2 separate regions of the Homo sapiens genome follow, and region 2 is linked to region 1. A link is a loop called in an ENCODE intact Hi-C map of the cell type or tissue named here. Cell type or tissue: IMR-90. All regions are shown on one strand.

Region 1 (5,000 bases):
GGTCGTTGGACTGAGAGCCAACAGCTTCCAAATTTACATGCTCAGCTCAGGATCATTCCTGAACTCAGATCTACATGAAGTCTCCATTTAGATGATTGATAGACATGAGAAATGGGTGTGTCAAAAACAGCCGTTGCTCTTCCTGCCAACCTGCCTTACCCACAGCCTTCCTCCATTTTTCTACTAAATTAGGGCAAAAACCTTGGGGTCATCCTCGACTCCTCTTTCTTTCACACCCTACATCGGTGGACAAGAAATCCCATTGATTTTGCCTTCCGTCTAATCCTGAATGTAACCACTATTCAGCACCTCCCCTCTTAGCACCCTGGTCAAAACCACTCTTGTCTGGGTTACTGCAACAGCTGACCAACTGCTTTACCTCCATTCTCAACCCCCACCCAGAGTGATACGTTTAAGACACGCTTGTCCAACCCACAGGCTGCATGCAGCCCAACACAAATTCATAAACTTTCTTAAAACATCATGAGATTTTTTCACGTTTGTTTTAGCTCCTGAGCTGTCATTCGTGTTAGTGCATTCTGTGTGTGGCCCAAGTCAGTTCTTCCAGTGTGGCCCGGGGAAGTCAAAAGATTGGACGTCCCTGTTTTAAGACATCCTGTATGCCACTAATTTTTAGGATACATATTTAAAAATATTTTAACATCCCTGAAATCAAGATACACTTTAATTGGCAGTGACTTTTCTCTGTTAGTGATACTGGAAATAATTGGGCATCTTACAGTCGTCAGCACAATAGATTTGATAGGGAACACTAAGTCACATCGTGTTGCTTCTCTGCAGAACCCCCAATGGCTTCTCATTTCACACAGCATGAAAGTCAGAGTCCTCGCCACACTCTGCAAAGCCCACCATGTCAGGCCCTGGCTGCCCTCTGACCGCAACTGCATGCTGCCCCCAGCCCCAGTGGTTCCTTGCACTCCTCTGGCTTTCTGGGCACGTTCCTGCCTTACTCTGTCCTGCTCCTGGTCTTTGCTCCATGTCACCTTCACAGCAAGGCCTACTCTGACCATGCTGTTTAAAACTGCAATGCCCCCCTCACCCCCAGCACTCCAGTGTTTGCCTCGGGAGTTGATTGTAGAGTCCACCCCACCTAAAAACCCTCCCTGTTTCTAGGAGGACACTAACAAACTTTCAGCACATGCTAGGCATCAATCAATAGATCTTTCCCTTTCTCCCCATAATACATGAGAGTTTGAAACAAAGAGTAAAACTTACTTGAGGCCACAAAATGACCTGGTAGCAATGACCAGCACTCTAGCCCGAGGAAGCACCTCTTCTGAATGTAAGCATTTACAAGCCTGCATTTGATAATGCTGAAGAGGTTTATGTAACAGCTGCAGGCACCATCTGGTCCAGAGATCTTGACCTTATCGATCATCATCGAATCCTGTTGCTAGTTTAAGCTGCATTCTCAAAACACGCAGCAAAGACCCCTATATACTTTAGTGGCAATGCAGACTCACCTTTCAAAGAATCAAGACTGGCCAAGCATGGTGGATCACGCCTGTAATCCCAGCACCTTGGGAGGCCAAGGCAGGTAGATCACCTGAGATCAAGAGTTCGAGACCAGCCTGGCCTACATAGCGAAACCCCATCTCTACTAAAAATACAAAAATGAGTCGGGCATGGTGACATGCACCAGTAATCCCAGCTACTTGGGAGACTGAGGCAGGAGAATCCCTTGAACTCGGGAAGCGGAGGTTGCAGCGAGCTGAGATCATAGCACCTCACTCCAGCCTGGGTGACAGAGTGAGACTCCATCTCAAAAAAAAAAAAAAAGACAACGATGACTGTGCAGAATTTTCTAGAATATTCTGGTTTCCCTAGCACTCCAATAGATTATTGTAAACTCCTTACAAGAGGAATCAGAGATGGGAGTTAATGAAATGTTCCAGATAGCACAGTGTAGTTTTGTGAGAGTTAAGTGCAAGTGTTATGAATCACAGCATCCACCAGAACTGAAGTCTAGGCTGCAAGTGCTTCTGTCCAGGCCTCTGTGTTTAATCTGCATTCCAAATGCAGCGTGCGCCATCTCCAGGATGCCAGAGGTACAGCCTTTTACAAAGCCATGGAAAAGGGACTGACTCTCACCTTAAGGATGGAGTCCTTGGTTGTAGCATGGTCTTGCTGACTTAGGTGCATCTGGTGATGTGAGATCGTCAGGGAGGAGCATGGTGGATTTAGAAAATATTGGAGCTTTGGAGACAGAAAGATGCAGATTTCAGTTCCTGCCCCACTGTTTATTAGCTGTGTGACCTTGGACCTCATTAGAATGGGCTTTGTAATGTGTGTTCTTTTAAAAACAGAGGAGATTAATAGCCCTAAAAACAAGACACTGTGAAACAAAACAAGACACTGAAAAAATATACTTTATGAATGAAAATTATAGTAATGAGGCTGGGAGTGGTAGCTCATGCCTGTAATCTCAGCACTTTGGGAGGCCGAGGCAGATGGATCACTTGAGGTCAGGAGTTCAAGACCAGCCTGTCCAACATGGTGAAACCCTGTCTCTACTAAAAATACAAAACATTAACTGGGCGTGGTGGCGGGTGCCTGTAATCCCAGCTACTCCAGAGGCTGAGGCAGGAGAATCGCTTGAACCCGGGAGGTGAAGCTTGCAGTGAGCCGAGATCTCACAGGAGATCACTTAGCCTGGGCAACAGAGCAAGACTCCATCTCAAAAAGAAAAAAAGAAAATTATAGTAATGAAAACAGAAATCTAATTGGATTAGTTAATGGAATAGCAGATTAAATTGTGGCTAAAGAAACAATGTGCGAACTAGAAGATAAATGTGAGAAGGTGGTCCTGGAACACAGCTCAGAGATCTAAAGAGATGGAAAATATAGAAGAAGAGACATGGAGAATAGGATGACAAAATCCTATAGGAGTAGAAGGTATCTAATTCTGAAGAAATAAAATAGACAATTTTCAAAACAGTAAGTGAGAACAGAGGGAGTGAGAGGGAAATAAGAAATAATATTGGGCAAAGGAACATTGATGATTCAAACAATGAACTGAAGAGTTTAGAAAGGAGCGCTTTAGATGAAGAGTTTAGAAAACAGCGCAGAACCAAAATAATGAAGAGCAGTATCCAGGAAGGCAGAGAGAACACTGGAATCTTATTTCTCCTTCTAGTCTGGAGGAGGGCAGAAGTATGAACTTTATATTTACAAATTAAATATACAACTTAAAAACTGAAGAGTAATCACCTGGGAGAGAAAAGAATAGCCCCTCCCATCCAGGAGCCAGCTTGTTACTCACAGCTGGGCCTGGGTGTTCTCCTATTGAACAACCAACCACCGAGCATCCACATGATGAGGCCCCTCTGTTACATGAAAGATGGAGCCAAAAATGAGACCACCCTGCCACCATACCTGAACACAGACCCAACGTGAACACTGTCCAACTCCCCACCCCTGAAATGCCCAGACACCCCGCCCTGGCTGAGCCAAGCCTGGCTTCATTAAGCCCTCCCCAGCCCACACCTGGGCCTTTCTAACCCCTCTACACATTCTCCCTTGCTGCATCAAGTGATAACCCAATCTGTTCAGCCTTAGGGGAGCTCTGATGGCCTGTGCAGTGCATTGACAGAGTAAAATAACTAAGCAGAATATGTGACTTCCAAGGTAGAGAAAAAAGTATTCCAAAATGCAGGTTAGACACCTAAAAAATGATGAATCCAATAAAAGAGAAAAACATTGGGAAGAATGCACATTTCATAATATCTAGAAAAGACAAGATTAGATGGTGGGAAATAAGTCCAAGCATCCCATTAGTCACAATAAATACTAGCAGATCCATTCAGATTGCTAAAAAACACATTTCCTAATCTAGCTATGTGGCATTACAGGAGACACAGCTAGATCATCAAAAGTTAGAAAGTCAAGTTAAGGAAAACAATATCCCAGGCAAATATCCACCAAAAGAGAGTGCATGATACTAAGATCTGATGAATTATACTTTAGGCAGAAAACTTTTTTTAGGGATAAAGAGAGTCATTGCATAGTGTAAGAGGAACATACAACAATTTAGCCACAAAACACATGAAGCAAAATTGGACAGACTTGAAAGACAAACAAATTGAAACCATGATGGAAGACTTTAATACCCCACCTCACAGAAAATAACAGACCGATCAGACCGTAAGTCAGGCCGTGAAAAGATCTGTTCTGAACAACACAGTCAGTTAGGATGAGCAGACGCTCCTACATCGAATTTTATGCACCATATTTATGGATAATATGAATGTCTCTATTGAAAAGCCAAAAGGATCTACAAACTGTCACAACTATGAAGATTGCTCTGAAATGTCACCATATACGAAATCAGTATCCCAAACCAGTAGATTTCCTCCATACCAGCAACACCCAGTGACAAAGAAAGATCATCTTCAGAATAAAAGCCACAAGGTACCTAAAAATAAGTTGACCAATGTGTATAAGGGCTTAAGGGAGACGTTTATAGAATGTCATTGAAGGCATGAAGAAAAATGAGAGAAATGGCATGTTTTGGGGTGGAAAACTCAGTTTTCCAAAGATGGCGATTCTCTCCAAATTGATCTGTAAAATCAACCCAATTATGAGAAAATTCCAAAGAGTCTTTTTTCCCCTAAACTTGACCAGCTGATCCTAAAAGTCATATGAAAGGAAAAGCAACCAAGAATAGCTCAGGCAGCTTTGAACAAGAGGATAAGGCAGGACCTACCCTCGCTGCATTGATATTTAATTGCTACATTAGTAAGCATGGTATTGGTGCGGAAATAAACACACCAATAGAACAAAGTACAGAAGCTGGGACAAGATGTGTGTGTATATGTTAATTATACAAGACAAAGTGGCGTTAGAGGAAAGCCAGAAAAAAAATAAATTATTTAATAAACACTGTTGGGACAATTAGTTATCCATTTATCCAGAGAAAATTAGATCCCTTCCTTACTCCACAGAAAATAAATTTTAGATACTTCAATTTAGAATATTTA
Region 2 (5,000 bases), 150 kb before region 1:
GGCTGGGCTGAGTAGAAGCCCGAGGAAGGCAGAAGGGGCTCCGGTGCACAGGGCAAAGGCCAGAGCTCCTTCAGGCTAAACAAGGTTGGAATGCTCTATCACCCACCAGAATTCTCTGGTTTCAGTAAATAGCATCACTTGCTCCCCAATTTCCCAAGTCACAGACCTGCTCACCTCCACTTCCAATAACTCACAGAAGCTCTCAAAGGTGACATGCTGATCTCTAGCTTTCTCCGTCTCTCCAGTCCCTTTTACTTATTGTTTGATTTGTTCAGAATCTGGGCCAGAAAGACAAGCATTATTTAGAGCCTTCTAAAGAGGTCCAAGGGCCAACACATGGCATCCCCTGCCTTGCAGGTGCTCACAGCAAAGCCTAGTGGATGACAGCAGGGGCCATGAGGCTACAAGTCAAAGGCTTTTATGTGCATCCTCTTGGCAACTCTGTCAGGACCCTTGCCCATACTAATAGCTTGCCTTGCCCACCAAATAACAATTCAGTCTTTTTAAAAAGCTGATTTTATAACAAAGGATTAGATTCGACATAATGAGTCACTCTATTACAGAGAAATGGTATTCACAGCTGACTTGATCTAAATCAAAGGATGCAATTCACCAACAACCAGGAGGGTGTCAGGACCCTGAGTCTGGGCACCGCAGGGGCATTCCGCTACGAATGACTAGCTGGTGCCCAGTTATGTCGGTTCATCCATCAAAGCGACCTTCTTTTTTTGACAGTATAGAATTTGACAAGTCCCAAACTTCAATTTATTTTAATTAATAGAAATGAAATACGGGGTAATTTCCATTTAGCTTCTCACAGGCAAGATAAAAAGCAGACACACACACAAATCCTAAAATAAAATATTTGGGCCTTTTTTAGAATCATATCTCTGCCGAAGAATAAAGTATGAGGCAATGATGTATTTGTGCCATAGTGAAACACTCTCTAAAATACATGTGGACAGGACTCCCATGCCCACTTCAAAAGGGAGTTCAGAGCCTTGCAGATGTGAGTTCCACCCCTGACCTAGTTCAACCTCCTATGGCAGAGATGAGAAAACTAAGCCCTAAAGCAGGGGAGGCACACCCCTGGGCCTGCCAAACAGGGGAGGTCATGTTTCCAAATGAGTGAGGCTGCCTGGTGTGACAGGCACTAGGAACTACTGGGGAATGGGGCAAAGTGCAAAGAGCACGCCCTGCCTGTAGGGGCAGCCTCCACCCCGTCCACCAAAGGGCTCTGCAGGAATACGGACTCAACACAGCTCAGTCTTCCCATCCTTTAGCTGGAAATCTGGGTTTTCTTAAATAAAAGTTTATATTTTAAATACTGTCAACAAATGTGCTTTTTTTTTTTTTTTTTTTTTTTTTGAGACAGAGTCTCACTCTTTCGCCCAGGCTGGAGTGAAGTGCTGCTATCTTGGTTCACTGCAAACTCCGCCCTCTGGGTTCAAGTGATTCTCCTGGCTCAGCCTCCCAAGCGGCTGGGATTACAGGTGTCCACCACCATGCCCAGCTAATTTTTGTATTTTTAGTAGAGGCGGGATTTCACCATGTTGGCCAGGCTGGTCTCAAACACCTGACCTCAGGTGATCCACCTGTCTCGGCATCCCAAAGTGTTGGGATTACCACACCTGGCCACAAATGTGCATTATAAAGGAATGTGAAAGTAATGATTACTCACCCCCAACCCACTATTGAACTTCTCAATGAAAAAGACTTCAGGGAGATAAGGCACATGCATCCTATGGCTTCCAACACCTAGAAAAGCAAGTGTCCCCTGGAGGGAGTGTCCCATGGAGGGAGTAGGGGGCATAAACCTTAAGGGAGGATACAGAAGTTCCAGTGTGAGAAGCACAGGCCTGCATCAGGCTGGCTGCAGCAGCTGCTGTGCATGTTGACTCTACAGCATCACAAAGTGAAATCACGCTCGAAAGTGACGACTGTGCTGTCATACTCCCCATACTCAGAAAGACAGGCAAATTGTGAAAATGTTTTATAAAAACAAATCCATCAGAAACGGTGAAAATGTCAGAATTCTTGTGCTGAGGACAAAGACTCACACAGGGGTTAGAAAGCCTCAGGCAGCCCAGGGCAAGACATCTGCTGGGCCTCCTCTTTCAGTGGCAGAAAAGCAGCGGGGAGAGCCTGGGTATAGAAGACGAACCCCAGAGGAAGGACCCAGCTCTGAACTGGATGCAGGAAGCTGGATTGCCAGTCACTTCCCCTCCGGGCTTCGGTTTGCCCACCTTCAAGTAGAAAGAGTTCACATTCTGTGTTCTACACCACAGGCATCTTTAAAAATTACATTCAGTTATGAATCATAATAAACCCTTGTCCAAGGTTGACTCAGCGCCGAGCAATGGCTGAAGTACTATACGAGAATTAACTTACTTATACTCACAACAGCCCTCTAAGACCTCAGGCATCATGATTATCCCTGTCTTAAGGATGGGGAAAGGAGACCCAGGGTGACTGGGTAACGTGCCTACTGGAGGAAAAGAGGGAGGAAATAAACCCCAGCAACCTGCCTTCTGTGCCTATATCCCCCAATACTCTCCCCAAGGTTTCTCAATGGAGAAATGCTTTGAGAACTATAAGGCATTATATACGCATTTAAATATTATAGTATGAACAAATTTCAGCTCTACATTAATTACAGTCAGCTCTCTGTATCTGTGGGTTCTGCATCCATAAATATAACCACCTGCAGGTCAAAAATTTCTGTGTGTATTGAACACATACAGACTATTTTTTTCTTGTTGTTATTCCCTAAACAACATTCCCTAAACTATTTTTTATGCATTTATACAAACTATTTATAACTACATAACATTTACATTGTATTAGGTATTACAAGTAACAGAGGTGATTTAAAGTATACAGGAGCATTTGTGTAGGTTATGTGCAAATACGACACCATTTTATAACAGAGACTTGAGAATTTGTGGATTTTGGTATCCATGGGGGTGGGATGGTGGGGAGGGTCCTGGAACCAATGCTTCCTGGGTATCAAGGGAGGGATGACTGTACTGTACTAAACTTTACTCAGGAAAGCTGATACTGCTCCTTTTGCTTTTCTTTTTTAAAACTAATTCTTGGTGGAATAATACATCCAAAATATTTTTATGTATTTTATTTAAAGATGACTATAACACATGATGGATAATTATAAAGCAGTCTGTGGTTTTGTGAGATGGAATCACTTGCATGGACTGGAAGGAAACTAGTTCTATTAAATGCTGCAGCTCAGATACTATTTCTGGAAACAGATTGGTTCAAATAAGGCGGCTGCTTGTCTTTGAACAGAGTGACCTAGGACATCCGGAGTGATGGTGCCTGCCCAATACACGCTGGCTTGCAAGGTGGTGTGGGTGGGAGAGACAGGCTGCAGAAAAGCCCTGGAGAGAGCAGGGTCAGGAAGCCCTGAGGAGGAGAGGGACTGCGTGACAGATGGGAGTAGGGCACCGACCCAGCATCCTATCCTCATGCTCTCCGCATAAAAAAGCATTGCCCCAGGCAGTCTTTTGATAGCAAAGCCACTAGAAACATTCTAGGTGCCCCACAGGACGGGTTCACATGGGGCGCACAGCAGGGGGACGTAACCTCCACTGCAGGAGGGGGCAGTGTGCGCAGTGGTTGGGGGCATGCTGCTGGACATGAGGCTGACTGTCCTCGGGCAGGTGAACCTTCCCCAGCTCAGTTTCCTCACCTGTCAAAGTGAGATCCTCTCAGTCCCTACCTCACTGAGTTGTTGTGAACGCTAAAGAGAGTCAATGGGATGTGCTTGGAACAATGCCAGACACACCATGCATGCTAAGGAAGGATGAGCTGTTATTGTTACACATCGTATTTTTTAAGAGTATTTAATAAAATCAGCAAATGTGTATACTGTGATGTAAAGTGAAAATAAGACATATATACAACTATACAAACTGCATAATCCTTACTTTATAAAAATAAATGGATAAAGCAAAAGGCTAAAATGTATGCTGGCAACTGAGGGCAGGTGTGAAGGCTGCCTGAGCCATCCCTGTATCTCCAGGGTTAGGTATACAATAGAAACTCAACAATGGGCAGAATGAATGATCCTCTGCCACTGAGTTGTGGGATGGGCTTCTCTCTTTTTTTTTTTTTTCAGGGCTTTTTCTTTTTCAGCTTTGGTTCTGAAATCAGACAGCCTTTCTGTAAGGGGCCATATTTTAGAGTTTGTCACCTGAGGTCTCTGTTATGTATTCTTGTTTGTGTATTTGATTTTTAAAACTCTTTAAAAATGTAAAAAAACATTCTCAACTTGCAGGCCACATAAAAACAAGCTGGGTAAGATTGGGCTCATGGGTCCTTGTTTGCTGACCACTGCCTTAAGGTACTGTCGAAGCCTCCCTTATTGAGCATGTATTACGTTTAAAGGTAAAAAAAAATTGGCCATGCGTGGTGGCTCATGCCTGTAATCCCAGCACTTTGGGAGGCCAAGGTGGGCGGATCACCTGAGGTCAGGAGTTCGAGATCAGTGTGGCCAACATGGCAAAACCCTGTCTCTACTAAAAATATCAAAATTAGCCGGGCGTGGTGGCAAGCGCCTGTAATCCCAGCTACTCGGGAGGCTGAGGCAAGAGAATCACTTGAGCCCAGGAGGTGGAGGTTGCAGTGAGCCAAGACTGCACCACTGCACTGCGATCTGGGTGACAGAGTGAGACTCTATCTCAAAAAACAAAAAAAAAAAAATTGTAACAGATTTAGGAAAGAATCAAAAGAGAGATAATGGGATCATTTAGGAGCTGAATCACCGAACAGTGCATTCAATACATTCTTCCTAAGGGCTCGGCTCAAGGATGTGGGATGTTGAGCAGCACAGTCATAGACTGGGCATTACAGGGCAGTGTCGGTGAGGGAGGCTGCAGTGGACTGAATGGTGACACTCCCACCCCCCAAAAAAGATATGCCTAGATCCTAACCTCAGGACCTTATTTAGAATAAGGGTCTTTCCACATGAAATTAATTTA

Evidence for each region. Hi-C counts contacts between places; a loop is a spot of excess contacts. Peaks named below come from ENCODE experiments on the same cell type or tissue, not always from the same donor. Only the 100,000 strongest peaks of a DNase experiment are listed, where the experiment ranks them.
Region 2: a loop joins it to region 1, with 4 times the contacts of the local background. A loop is called at or near these places in 4 of 110 quality-filtered maps.

Annotation. Positions count from the first base shown.
Region 1 is chr4:5,788,396-5,793,395 of GRCh38, forward strand. All of the region lies in intron 12 of EVC (EvC ciliary complex subunit 1), which reads left to right. Among named protein-coding and RNA genes, the nearest start is that of EVC, 80 kb to the left of the region's middle. In IMR-90, a CTCF peak has its summit at 2,051 (motif pointing left); a DNase peak (open chromatin) is centred at 2,016.
Region 2 is chr4:5,633,687-5,638,686 of GRCh38, forward strand. All of the region lies in intron 10 of EVC2 (EvC ciliary complex subunit 2), which reads right to left. Among named protein-coding and RNA genes, the nearest start is that of EVC2, 72 kb to the right of the region's middle. In IMR-90, no CTCF peak of the experiment used is centred here; DNase peaks (open chromatin) are centred at 2,335 and 4,825.